Linked DNA regions of Homo sapiens: regions 2 and 3 are each linked to region 1. Evidence: chromatin contacts called from ENCODE Hi-C or POLR2A ChIA-PET data. All regions are on one chromosome and are shown on one strand. Each heading gives the region's core, a stretch centred on a gene start or an enhancer-like site at or near the end of the contact. The rest is flanking DNA. Distances are from core to core; before and after follow the strand shown.

Region 1 (4,010 bases), core at 978-3,477:
ACCACACCTGGCTAATTTTTTTGTATTTTTAGTAGAGGCGGGGTTTCACCATGTTGGCCAGGCTGGTCTTGAACTCCTGACCTCAGGTGATCCACCTGCCTCGGCCTCCCAAAGTGCTGGGATGACAGGCGCCCGGCTCCTGGATTCTTTTTGATGGCTGAATCATAACCCAGTGCACTTTTGATTAAATTCAGGCTGAAATGGGCACGACCAGAGCTGCTGGTCCACCTCTCCCCGGCCCAAGCCCTGCCCCCGGTGACCTGCTCTGGAGCCATTCTGGGCAGTGGATGGGACCCCTGCGGTCAGCGTCTCAAGAGAGCAGACCCTGAGGGAAACTTGAGCTCAGAGAGAACAGGAGCTCCCAGCAGACCCTTCCGCTGACTGCTCCCACCCTGGGCAAATGCAGAGCCGGAGCCCGGAGCGCTGGAAGCTGGAACAAGAGGCCCTTTTCTGCTCTGCACAATGCCCCATTGTGCCCTTCGCGGGGAGAGCAGCTCGGCCCAGCGAGGGGAAGCTGTGCACAAAGCCTCCTTGTGAGGGCAGCCCCACCTGAGGACAGCGCAGGGCCACACCTGACGCAGGGCAGTCCCTCTCGCCGTCCGTCCCCTAGCAGGCCTGGCACCCAGACAGGGCCCGCTCTGCAGGCGTGGTCCCAGGGTGTGGGGCTCCCTGTTCCCCACAGATGAGGGGAACAGTGTGGGCTGTGCCGGCCCTTCCTAAGCTGGCCCCCAGGTCACGAGGAGAGGTACGGGTCGTGGGCTCTGTGGAGGGACTTGGGTGCCGGGCGCCAGCCAGGGCCGATGCCTCCTGCGATCCCCAAGGCTCCGAGCCCTCAGGCACACACCACGCTCCCGGAGGCTGGGCCAGCATGCGGAGGATGTTTGTGTGTTCGTACCCGTTGCAACATCTTTAACAGGGTCCCATTTCACAGCTGGGCTCCTAAGGGGGGTTTCATAGAAAAGAAATGGAAACTAAAAATGAATTAAACCATAAGATGTACACGTATGCTACGGCCCCAGCAACACAGGGAAGGTGGAGGCTGAGAGGAAGCTCGGGCCACTGCTGGTCAGGCCTGGATTTGGGGGCCCGATGTCCACAGTCAGTCCCTGCCCACACAAGGCTCACACTGCAGGTGGTGAAGATATAATTAAACAGGTAATTAAACAAGCAATAAAGACGGGTCATTTGACCAACCCAGTGGCGATAATTGATACGCCAAAACACTAGGAAAGCTAGAGAGGCAAAAGAGAAGAATACATGAAAACAAAAACAAAAAACCAGGACAAATATTTCCAATATACACAAAAGAACAGGATTTTTCATACGTAAAGAGTGCTGACAAATGAATAAGGAGAAATCTGCACTTCCACCTAAGTGCCCCACAGTTTATTCACTAACCCCTAGGTCTCCAATGCCTACTCTAGCCTCACGCCCTTTCTTTCCTCTAAGGAATGCCTGTGACCCCAGCCCTTCCTAGCACCCGCTTCACATCAGCCTCCAGAACCCCGCTCCAGTCATCAGAGTGTAGAGTGCTGGCGTCCTCCTTCATGTTCTGTTTGGGGCATTGGGCAGTTAGCCCTTCCCTCCTGAGTCCTGAGTCCCCCTCTTCCCCCACAGCTTGAAGTCCAGTCCCAAGGGCAGGCAGGAGCTGGGTTGTGCAAAGGCGGAAGGGTGCTCAGGCTGGGAGAAAGGGGAGGGTCCCCCGAGCATTCCAGGCACAGCCCTGCCTACTCTGTCCCTTGCTGGCTGCGACGATCGCCCTAGCACCCTCCTCCGCAGAGAGTGAGTGTCAGCTGTGAGGCAGGGGCACGCAGTGGTAGCACCGCCAGGGCCTGTGCAGCCCACCTTCCCCAGGACCACAGCTGGGAAGGCGCCTGGCTGGGGGAGGGCACCTGGCCTCTGCAACTCGGACTGACGGAAGGCACGCGTGCCTGCCCCAGTGAGCTCGGGTCGGGCGACGCGCACCACCTCCCAGGTACCCGGCCCCGCGCCCTACCCGCAGCAGCGCCCAGCGAGAACTGCGAAGGAGGCAGGCTCCGGGCACCCGCTCCCGCGCGTGGGCGGGGCCGGCTGGAGGGGGCGGTGCCTCCGGGACTGTGAGCGGGGCCTCCCGGGGTGTGGGTGGGGCCTTCGGCCGTGGGCAGGGCCGGCCAGGGAGAGGCGGGGCCTCCGAGAATGGGCGGGGCCTCCGAGAATGGGCGGGGCCTCCGGGAGTGCGCCCTCCCCGCACATGCGCCCTGACAGCCCAACAATGGCGGCGCCCGCGGAGTCGCTGAGGAGGCGGAAGACTGGGTACTCGGATCCGGAGCCTGAGTCGCCGCCCGCGCCGGGGCGTGGCCCCGCAGGCTCTCCGGCCCATCTCCACACGGGCACCTTCTGGCTGACCCGGATCGTGCTCCTGAAGGCCCTAGCCTTCGTGTACTGTGAGTGCCGGGCGGGCCCGGGACATCCGCCAGTGTCACCTCCGCGCACCACGACCCCCGCCCTCCCTCGAGACTCCTCCGCGCGGTCTCGCGGCCGCGGCGCCCCCACGCAGCCCTCCTTCCTGCTGGGGCCCGGGCAAGGCGGGGCGGGCAGGGCAGGACAAGGCTTGCTGGCGACAGCGCACCCGGCCCTACCCCTGTCGCCGCCTCGAGCCTCCGGCCTGGGCTCCTGGGCTCCCGGTTCCACCCGCAGCCCCGAAGTTGCACGGCCGCGCCTGCCAGGACCGGCTCGGGGCTATGCGAGGCGGGGCCGGCCCGGGCCCTGGCCCAGGAGTTCCCAGGAGAGCTGGGCAGGTGGAGGGTCACCCGTCCGTGCGCAGGTCGGGGGTCTGCGTCCTGGCTGCGGGGCGGGGGGCGGCCTGGAGAGGCGAGGCGCTCCTGCTGTCCCCGACACAGCGCTGTGCTGACGGTGAAGGTTCCCACTGTAACTGGACGCCCGCACGCCACATCCCTGCCGCGTGCGGCCCCTGCCAAAATCCGAGGAGCCGGCCCGGGAGCCTCCTTCGCGTCTCCCAGGGGCTGAGGGAAGGTGACTGGCTGGTGGCCAGACTGGAGTTTCTCCTTTAGTGTTCTCGACTAGCTCAGTCTGCGTTCGGGAAGATTCCCAGCGGAGGTCTGGGGGCAGCTCCGGAACCTCATCTGCAAGTGAAGCCTGCGCCTCACTGTGGGATGTGGTTGGCCGGGTCCACTGGCGGAGACCCTTCACCCCACAGCTGTGCGGGGCCCGCGTGCGCAGCCTACAGAGCAGAGCTCTGAGAAAAGTCAGTTCACGCTCAAAACCTCTGGATCCCCTGGCCAGGGGCAGCTGGCGATTCCAACTCCCTCTCTCCCCAGTCCCTACAACCCAGAACTGGTTTGGAAGAGAACGGTTCTGTGATCACGGTGACATGTGATCACACGGATACATGTTTCATAAGCCCAACGTGTCAGGAGCTACGAACCTCAAGTGAGGCTCTCAAATGAGTATGGAAGTGAGGGGAGCCTGCCAGGCCGAGATGCAGCCAGCGGGGCGCGTGGGCAGTCACCGTCCCAGAGGGCTCCGGAGCTGCTGGCCCCGGGCGTTGCCCACGCGTTGGTTGTAGGCCGTGGGCATTGGACGTCTCCCTTTCCTTCCATCGTCTGCTTCCCTCACGTGTGGAAGGAAAGGGTCAGGTTGCAGAAGTTCTTCTTTGCACAGCCTTTGTGCCACACACGTCGCGGGAAGTTTGGTAGCCTGGTTGTGCTGGAGTGATGCTCAGTTCGACGTTTTGTGTGACATTTGTGTGATACTTTCCACCTCCTGGTGCAAAGTGATGAGACGCGCTCATCACTACAAGGTTTCCTGTGGGATTGCAGTATCGGCTTCAACTGGGTCTGTGTCTCTCTCTCTCTTTCTTTAAAGCAACTATTTTATTTTATTTATTTATTTTTTTCGAGACGGAGTCTCACTCTGTTGCCCAGGCTGGAGCGCAACGGCACCATGTCGGCCCACTGCAACCTCCGTCTCCTGGGTTCAAGCGATTCTCCTGCCTCAGCCTTCCGAGTAGC
Region 2 (3,787 bases), core at 116-2,615, 380 kb after region 1:
AGAGCAGCCCAGCAGCACCTGCCACCAGACCTGGGTCCGTGACACCTTCCCCGGGCCCATGACACCTTTCCCCAGATCTATAACACCTTCCCTCGGACCCCAGATGATCCCAGACCCATGACACCTTCCCTTAGGACCATGATGCCTTCCCCCAGATCTATGACACCTTCCCTCAGACCCCAGATGATCCTAGACCCATGACACCTTCCCCTGAGATCCCAGACCATGACACCTTCCCTTAGGCCCATGACACCTTCCCCTGAGATCCCAGACCCATGACACCTTTCCCCAGATCTATGACACCTTCCCTCGGACCCCAGATGATCCCAGACCCATGACAGCTTCCCTTAGGACCATGATGCCTTCCCCCAGATCTATGACACCTTTCCTCGGACCCCAGATGATCCTAGACCCATGACACCTTCCTTTTGGCCCATGACGCCTTCTACCGGGACCATGACATCTTTCCCCGGACCCCAGATCCTGGACCCATGACACCTTCCCTCGGACCTATGACACCTTCTCCCAGACCCCAGATCCTGCACCCATGACACCTTCCCTCCGGCCCACGACACCTTCCCCCGAGCCCATGACACCTTCCCTCGGACCCCAGATGATCCTAGACCCATGACACCTTCCCCAGGCCCATGACACCTTCTCTAGGACCCATGACACCTTCCCCTGGGCTCCAGATCCCGGACCCATGACACCTTCCCCTGAGATCCCGGACCCGTGACACCGTCCCCCAGACCCCGGGTCCATGGCACCGTCCCCGCTGGGCGCGTCCCTCTGGTCCGTCCTCCTGCCCCCCGGCGTCACCTCGGGACTGGAGCACGGGCACCCCGCAGCCACCGAGCTACCGAGTCTGGAAGCCAGGCAAAGGCGTTCCTGGGAACGTTCGGCGGCGCTTGGAAGGGCCGGGCCGAGGGCGAGCTCCGTGCCCAGCTCGCCGGGCTCGGGCCCCGCGTAGCAGCGCGCGCCGCGGGCCGGGCCTTACCGTTACTGTAGGCGTACGGGGACTCTGCCGCGCCGTCCTGCAGGCTCTCCAGGATCTCGCCCTTGCCCACGTCGCTGTCGCCCACCAGCAGGAACTTGAGCAGGTAGTCGTAGCTCTTCACCGGACTGCCCTGCGAGCCCATGGCCGCGCCGCCTGCGCCCCGCGCCGGCCGCCTGCCGAAGCACCGCCGGGTGAGGCCGCGGCGTGAGAGAGCCCGCGCCCCGCACCTGCGCCCGTTGCGTCCGCCCCACGGCGGCCGAGTGGGCGCGCCCGAAGCCCAGCGCCGGCCCCGCCCCGCCCGCGCCCGGGCGCACCTCAGCCTCGCCGCCGCCCCGCCGCTTCCCGCACCACCAGGGCCGCCGCGCCGCCCCACCCCCGGCCGCGCCGCCGCCATTGGCCACCCTTCGCCCGCCCTCCCGAGCCCATTGGCCCACCCGCCCGTCCGTCACGACTTCCCCGCCCTCACGGCGTTCCACACGGCGCCGCCAGACCTCCGGTCGCACCGCCTCTTCACCACCCCGCCCTGCCTTCCCGTAGTCACCAGAGGTCGCCCGCCGCCCTCCTTCCCTCAGCCATTGGCCTGTCTGCACGTCTGTCATGACCGCCCCTCCCCCGCCTTTCCCACACGGCGTTGCGGAGACAGCGGACGCCTGCCTCATCGCCGTCGCCATTGGCCACTCGCCTCCTGCTTTCCCGGAACCATTGGTTCGATTATAAGTTCACCAAGATCATTCCCTTCCCTGCGGCTGCCTCCCAGAGAAATCCCAGAGCCGCCGGCCGCCCCGCCCCCGGCCCACAACGCCGTTGTCCTCGCCCGCCCCGTCGCCGGCGCCATTGGGTCGCTTGCATGTCCATCACGGCTCTGCTAACCCCGCCCCTTTCCTACACGCTCGCCAATCAGGGGCTCGGAAGTCCACGTTGTTTGTATCCGCCCCTTCAACGCGCGGACGGGCGGCAGGATGCAGGCGCGCCCGAGCCGAGGCGATGCGGCTGAGTCCGGGAAACGAAAGCCCCTCGCAGGCTGTGCCGCCTGCTTCCGCAGAACCCTCGGAGGGAGCGGCGGGGTGGCCCCGGGCGCGTCCTCTCTAAGGCGGTGCGGCCAATCGGCGCTCGATGAGGCGGAACTTCCTCTCCGGGGCAGGGGCGGGACTTCCGCCCGGCGGCGGCGGGGCGCACCGTTGGGTCACCAGTGAGTCTGCAAAGTCGCTGAGGTTCTGGGACAGCGCGGCGTCACCGAGCGTGAGCCTTCCGCCCGGGGACGCGGCCGCCACAGCTCGGGACGCGGGGAGCGCGGCCGGCGCGAGCTCAAGACCCGGCCCGACGTGCTCACTGCGGCAGCGGCGCCTCCTGGACGGGGACCCAGGGCCCGGACCGCGCTCTTCCCGGGGGCGCCGCCGAGCCCTCGTCCCTGCCGGGCCCGGCTGCCGCAGGTGCGTGGGCGAGCGAGGCGGCTGCGTCCGCGGGCCCCGGCGTGGGGTCGGGGGTTGAGTGGGCACGTGGTTCTTTCTGGGGTGACGAGAAGGTCCTACCGTCGTGGGGATGGTCCTGCCTCTCTCGGTGAAGTTACTCACTCGGAACGGGTGAGCTTTGTGATACGTGCTCTGCGTTCAGTAGCGCTGTTACAGTCGTAAGTAAAAGCAGTAACGTCAGCGCCGACCCAGCGCAGCCCTCTCCAGACCGGGTGCGGAGCCCGTCACGTCTGCCCCGCCGGCGAGGAGCAGAGCCCGGCAAGAACCCTCCTCCAGAGGGGCCCCGACCAGGGCTGTGCCTCCGGGAGCAGGTGCTGCTTACACAGAGGGACGCCAGGACGGGCAGCCCCACACCTCCAGTGACCTCCCGTCCCCCAGAGCTGAAGACATGGCCTGACTAAGCGGCGACCACATCGACGCACCAGTTTTTTCTTTTTTGAAACAGGGTCTCCCTTTGTCGCCCAGGCTGCAGTGCAGTAGCGCGATCTCGGCTCACTGCAGCCTCTACCTCCCCGGCACAAGCGATCCTCCAGCCTCAGCCTCCCGAGTAGCTGGGACTACAGGCGCCACCATGCCCGGCTACCTTTTGTATTTTTTGTAGAGATGGCGCCTTGCCAAGTTCCCCAGGCATTAACCCGGAAACAACCTGGCGGGTCAGGGAGAGCCTCTTCTGCTCAGAGGTCATTGTGCCCAGACTTGAGCCCTGGCTGTGAAGTCCCTGAGGCCCCTCACTCCAGGGACGGGAAGCACCAAAGATGTGATGTTTCCTCCTCGGTTTCTGAGACTGCCTGGAAGCGGGGGGTGGATAGTGGTGAGCAGCCGTCTCCTCCTTTCCTGAGAACATAAATCAGAAACGCTTTCTGAGGCCGGGCACGGTGGGTCATGCCTGTAATCCCAGCACTTTGGGAGGCTGAGGTGGGTGGATCACCTGAGGTCAGGACCAGCTTGGCCAACATCGTGATAACCCCCTCTCCACTGAAAATACAAAAATGAGCCAGGCATGTTGGTACGTGCCTGTAATCCCAGCTACTTAGGAGGCTGAGGCAGAAGAATTGCTTAAACTCGGGAAACGGAGGTTGCAGTGAGCTGAGATTGTGCCACTGCACTCCAGCCTGGGCTACAGAGTGAGACTCTTGTCTCAGGAAAAAAAAAAAAAAAAAAGTGCCTCAAAAATAAACAATTAAAAATGTTCTTATGGTCTTCACAAAAATAAACTTTTTTAAAAAAGAAAAACAAAGTAAAACGCTCTCCAGACCCAGCCGTGGGCCACTGCTGCCTAGTTCCCACCTCCTGGGACAAGAAAGGGTCATCCCCTGGCTGA
Region 3 (3,625 bases), core at 514-3,013, 450 kb before region 1:
TTATCAAGACAGGGGGAGTGCAATAGAGAAGGAGTAATTCACGCAGAGCTGGCTGTGCGGGACACAGGAGTTCTATTATTACTCAAATCAGTCAGCCGGAGCATTTGGGGATAGGAATTTTTAAAGATAATTTGGAGGGTAGAGGCTTGGGAAGTGGGGAGTGCTGGTTGGTCAGGTTGGAGATGGACTCACGTTCAGACTCTTCTGTTCCTGGCGGGCATGGCAGAACCGGTTGGGCCAGATGACCGGTCTGGGTGGTACCAGCTGATCCATCCAGTGCACGCTCTGCTAAATATTTCAGGCACTGATCTTTGAGCTTAGGTTTTTGTTGTTGTTGTGCTTTTTGAGACAGAGTCTTGCTCCGTCACCCAGGCTGGAGCACAATGGCATGATCTTGGCTCACTGCAACTTCCACCTCCAGGGTACAAGCGATTCTTCTCCTTCAGCTTCCCAAGTAGCTGGAACTACAAGCGAGCGCCACCACCCCAGGCTACTTTTTGTATTTTTAGTAGAGACAGGGTTTCACCATACTGGCCAGGCTGGTCTCAAACTCCTGACCTCGTGATCCACCCGACTTGGCCTCCCAAAGTGCTGGGATTACAGGCGTGAGCCACCACACCCGGCCTGATCTTAGATTTTACAATAGTGATGTTATCCCCAGGAGCAATTTGGGGAGGTTCAGACTCTTTTTTTTTTTCAGACTGAGCCTCGCTCTGTCGCCCAGGCTGGAGTACAGTGGCTCCATCTCGGCTCACTGCAACCTCTGCCTCCCAGGTTCAAGCGATTCTCCTGCCTCAGCCTCCCGAGTAGCTGGGACTACAGGCGCCCGCCACCACGCCCGGCTAATTTTTTGTATTTTTAGTAGAGACAGGGTTTCATCGTATTAGCCAGGATGGTCTCGATCTCCTGACCTCATGATCTGCCCGCCTCGGCCTCCCAAAGTGCTGGGATTACAGGCGTGAGCCACGGCGCCCGGCCAATTTCTAATTTTGCAGCTGATTTATTAGTCCTGCAAAGGCAGACTGGTCTTCAGGCAAGACGGGGGTTTTTTCTGGAAAGGGCTGTTGACTTTGATTCAGAGTGAAACCATGAACTGAAATCCTTCCCAAAGTTAGCTCTGCCCACGCCCAGGAATGAACCAGGACAGCTTAAGGGTGGGAAGCACGACGGAGCCCCTTAGGTCTCATCTCTTCCACTGTCATTTCCTCAGTGATAATTTTTGCAAAGGCGGTTTCAGAGGCCGCAGTGACGTGAGATCGCGCCACTGCACTCCAGCCTGGGCGACAGAGAGAGTCCCTGTCTCACGAAAAGAACTAAACGGAAAAAAAAAAAAAAAAAAAATAGGGCGGTGCCACGGCCTTCGGGGAAGCCGGCAGAGAGGTGCGGGCGCCCAGCCCAGGGCAGGCGGGCAGGGCTGAGGGCGCGGATCCCCAACCAGGCCCCGCGCACCTTCATGACGGTTCAGAACTGCTCCGAGGCAAACTCAGACAACTCTCTGAGGACAACGTCCGCCCCCGCGGCGCCCGCCTCTCTTCGGGGCCAGGGACCGGGGTGTCGGTCCTATTCGAAAGGGACGGAGAACTACATTTCCCGGCATGCCATCGCGCACTCCGGGCCTGCGACGGAAAGAGCTCTTCGCAGCCGAACGTCATTTCCGCTGCGCTACTGGGACCACGTTCTGTAGTCGTGAGCGGAGGCCTGGTATGGCGCCCGGTTTCCGGTTTCCGGCGACGGAAGTGACGCTATCACGGCGCGCCAAGGCGTCAGTCGAGGAGTCAAGGCAGCAATGAATCGTGTCTTGTGTGCCCCGGCGGCCGGGTGAGCTCCTCAAGGTCTCGGAGGGCCGAGGGCAGACACCGGCGGGCGGGCGGAGCGCTTACTGCTCTCTCTCTTCCAGGGCCGTCCGGGCGCTGAGGCTCATAGGCTGGGCTTCCCGAAGCCTTCATCCGTTGCCCGGTTCCCGGGATCGGGCCCACCCTGCCGCCGAGGAAGAGGACGACCCTGACCGCCCCATTGAGTTTTCCTCCAGCAAAGCCAACCCTCACCGCTGGTCGGTGGGCCATACCATGGGAAAGGGACATCAGCGGCCCTGGTGGAAGGTGCTGCCCCTCAGCTGCTTCCTCGTGGCGCTGATCATCTGGTGCTACCTGAGGGAGGAGAGCGAGGCGGACCAGTGGTTGAGACAGGTGTGGGGAGAGGTGCCAGAGCCCAGTGATCGTTCTGAGGAGCCTGAGACTCCAGCTGCCTACAGAGCGAGAACTTGACGGGGTGCCCGCTGGGGCTGGCAGGAAGGGAGCCGACAGCCGCCCTTCGGATTTGATGTCACGTTTGCCCGTGACTGTCCTGGCTATGCGTGCGTCCTCAGCACTGAAGGACTTGGCTGGTGGATGGGGCACTTGGCTATGCTGATTCGCGTGAAGGCGGAGCAGAATCTCAGCAGATCGGAAACTGCTCCTCGCCTGGCTCTTGATGTCCAAGGATTCCATCGGCAAGACTTCTCAGATCCTTGGGGAAGGTTTCAGTTGCACTGTATGCTGTTGGATTTGCCAAGTCTTTGTATAACATAATCATGTTTCCAAAGCACTTCTGGTGACACTTGTCATCCAGTGTTAGTTTGCAGGTAATTTGCTTTCTGAGATAGAATATCTGGCAGAAGTGTGAAACTGTATTGCATGCTGCGGCCTGTGCAAGGAACACTTCCACATGTGAGTTTTACACAACAACAAATGAAAATAAATTTTAATTTTATAATATGGGATTAGATGATTCCCTTTTTTTGCATCTAGTTTTTAAAAAGGGGGTATTTGGGCAGCTATTGTTTTTTATTTTAATCTCTTCTTGTTTACCAGAGCACGTAAGTTAGTTGCACCAGCAGCTATTTTTAAAAGTTTCCTTTTCCGGTCGGGCGCGGTGGCTGACGCCTGTAATCCCAGCACTTTGGGAGGCTGAGGCGGGCGGATCACGAGGTCAGGAGATCGAGACCATCCTGGCCAACACGGTGAAACCCTGTGTCTACTAAAAAATACAAAAAATTAGCCGGGCGTGGTGGCGGGCCCCTGGAGTCCCAGCTACTCCGGAGGCTGAGGCAGGAGAATGGCGTGAACCCTGGAGGCGAAGCTTGCAGTGAGTCGAGATCGCGCCACTGCACTCCAGCCTGCACGACAAAGCGAGACTCCGTCTCAAAAAAAAAAAAAAAGTTTCGTTTTCCTTTTTTTTTTTTTTTCCAGAGTGGGAACTGAGGAAAGAAACCTACATATATATTACCGAATAGTACCAGAAATGAGGAACTTTTGCAGTTTTCTGCAAAACTTTTTAAGCAAGGCAACCATTTTCTGAGTAGAATACAACTAGTGAGTATTTCTTTTCACAAATGATGGGCACTATTTTGGGTTACCTAAGTGATTGTTTTTTGTTTTTTTGTTTTGTTTTGTTTTGTTTTTATTTTTGAGACAGGGTCTCACTCTGTCTCCCAGACTGGAGTGCAGTGGCACAATTTTGGCTCACTGCAACCTCTTGTCTCCTGGGTTCAAGCAGTTCTTCTGCCTCAGCCTCCCGAGTAGCTAGAACTACAGGCTTGTGCCACCACACCCGGATAATTTTTAAATTTTCAGTAGAGACGGGCTTT

The links. Hi-C counts contacts between places; a loop is a spot of excess contacts on that map. ChIA-PET counts read pairs that join two places held with the same protein, here RNA polymerase II (POLR2A). Pooled maps may share reads with other maps.
Region 2: a map of CD4-positive, alpha-beta memory T cell shows a loop between it and region 1 (18-fold over the local background). The contact joins the promoter of RAB40C here to the promoter of LMF1 in region 1. A Hi-C loop is called at or near these places in 1 of 168 maps with a recorded cell type or tissue (CD4-positive, alpha-beta memory T cell), 2 of 37 single-sample maps with no recorded cell type and 9 of 50 pooled maps.
Region 3: a pooled map shows a loop between it and region 1 (17-fold over the local background). The contact joins the promoter of UQCC4 here to the promoter of LMF1 in region 1. A Hi-C loop is called at or near these places in 8 of 50 pooled maps. POLR2A ChIA-PET finds 5 or more read pairs at or near these places in 2 of 52 experiments (CD4-positive, alpha-beta T cell and activated naive CD8-positive, alpha-beta T cell).

The regions. Positions count from the first base shown.
Region 1 is chr16:969,201-973,210 of GRCh38, reverse strand. LMF1 (lipase maturation factor 1) reads left to right here and starts at 2,227. Exons shown (of 11, transcript NM_022773.4): 1 at 2,227-2,423. The coding sequence starts at 2,231. RefSeq lists enhancers at 58-1,048, 3,031-4,010 and a silencer at 1,816-2,985.
Region 2 is chr16:587,644-591,430 of GRCh38, reverse strand. It overlaps RAB40C (RAB40C, member RAS oncogene family), which reads right to left and starts at 1,365. Exons shown (of 6, transcript NM_021168.5): 1 at 998-1,365. The coding sequence starts at 1,139. RefSeq lists silencers at 1,155-1,474, 1,565-1,684, 1,755-1,804, 1,815-1,874, 2,195-2,504 and enhancers at 1,849-2,722, 2,845-3,044.
Region 3 is chr16:1,418,885-1,422,509 of GRCh38, reverse strand. It overlaps UQCC4 (ubiquinol-cytochrome c reductase complex assembly factor 4), which reads left to right and starts at 1,763. Exons shown (of 2, transcript NM_001272051.2): 1 at 1,763-1,818; 2 at 1,898-2,758. The coding sequence starts at 1,787. The coding sequence ends at 2,264. RefSeq lists enhancers at 1,071-1,473, 763-1,616, 1,590-1,749, 2,000-2,049, 2,060-2,129 and 1 more.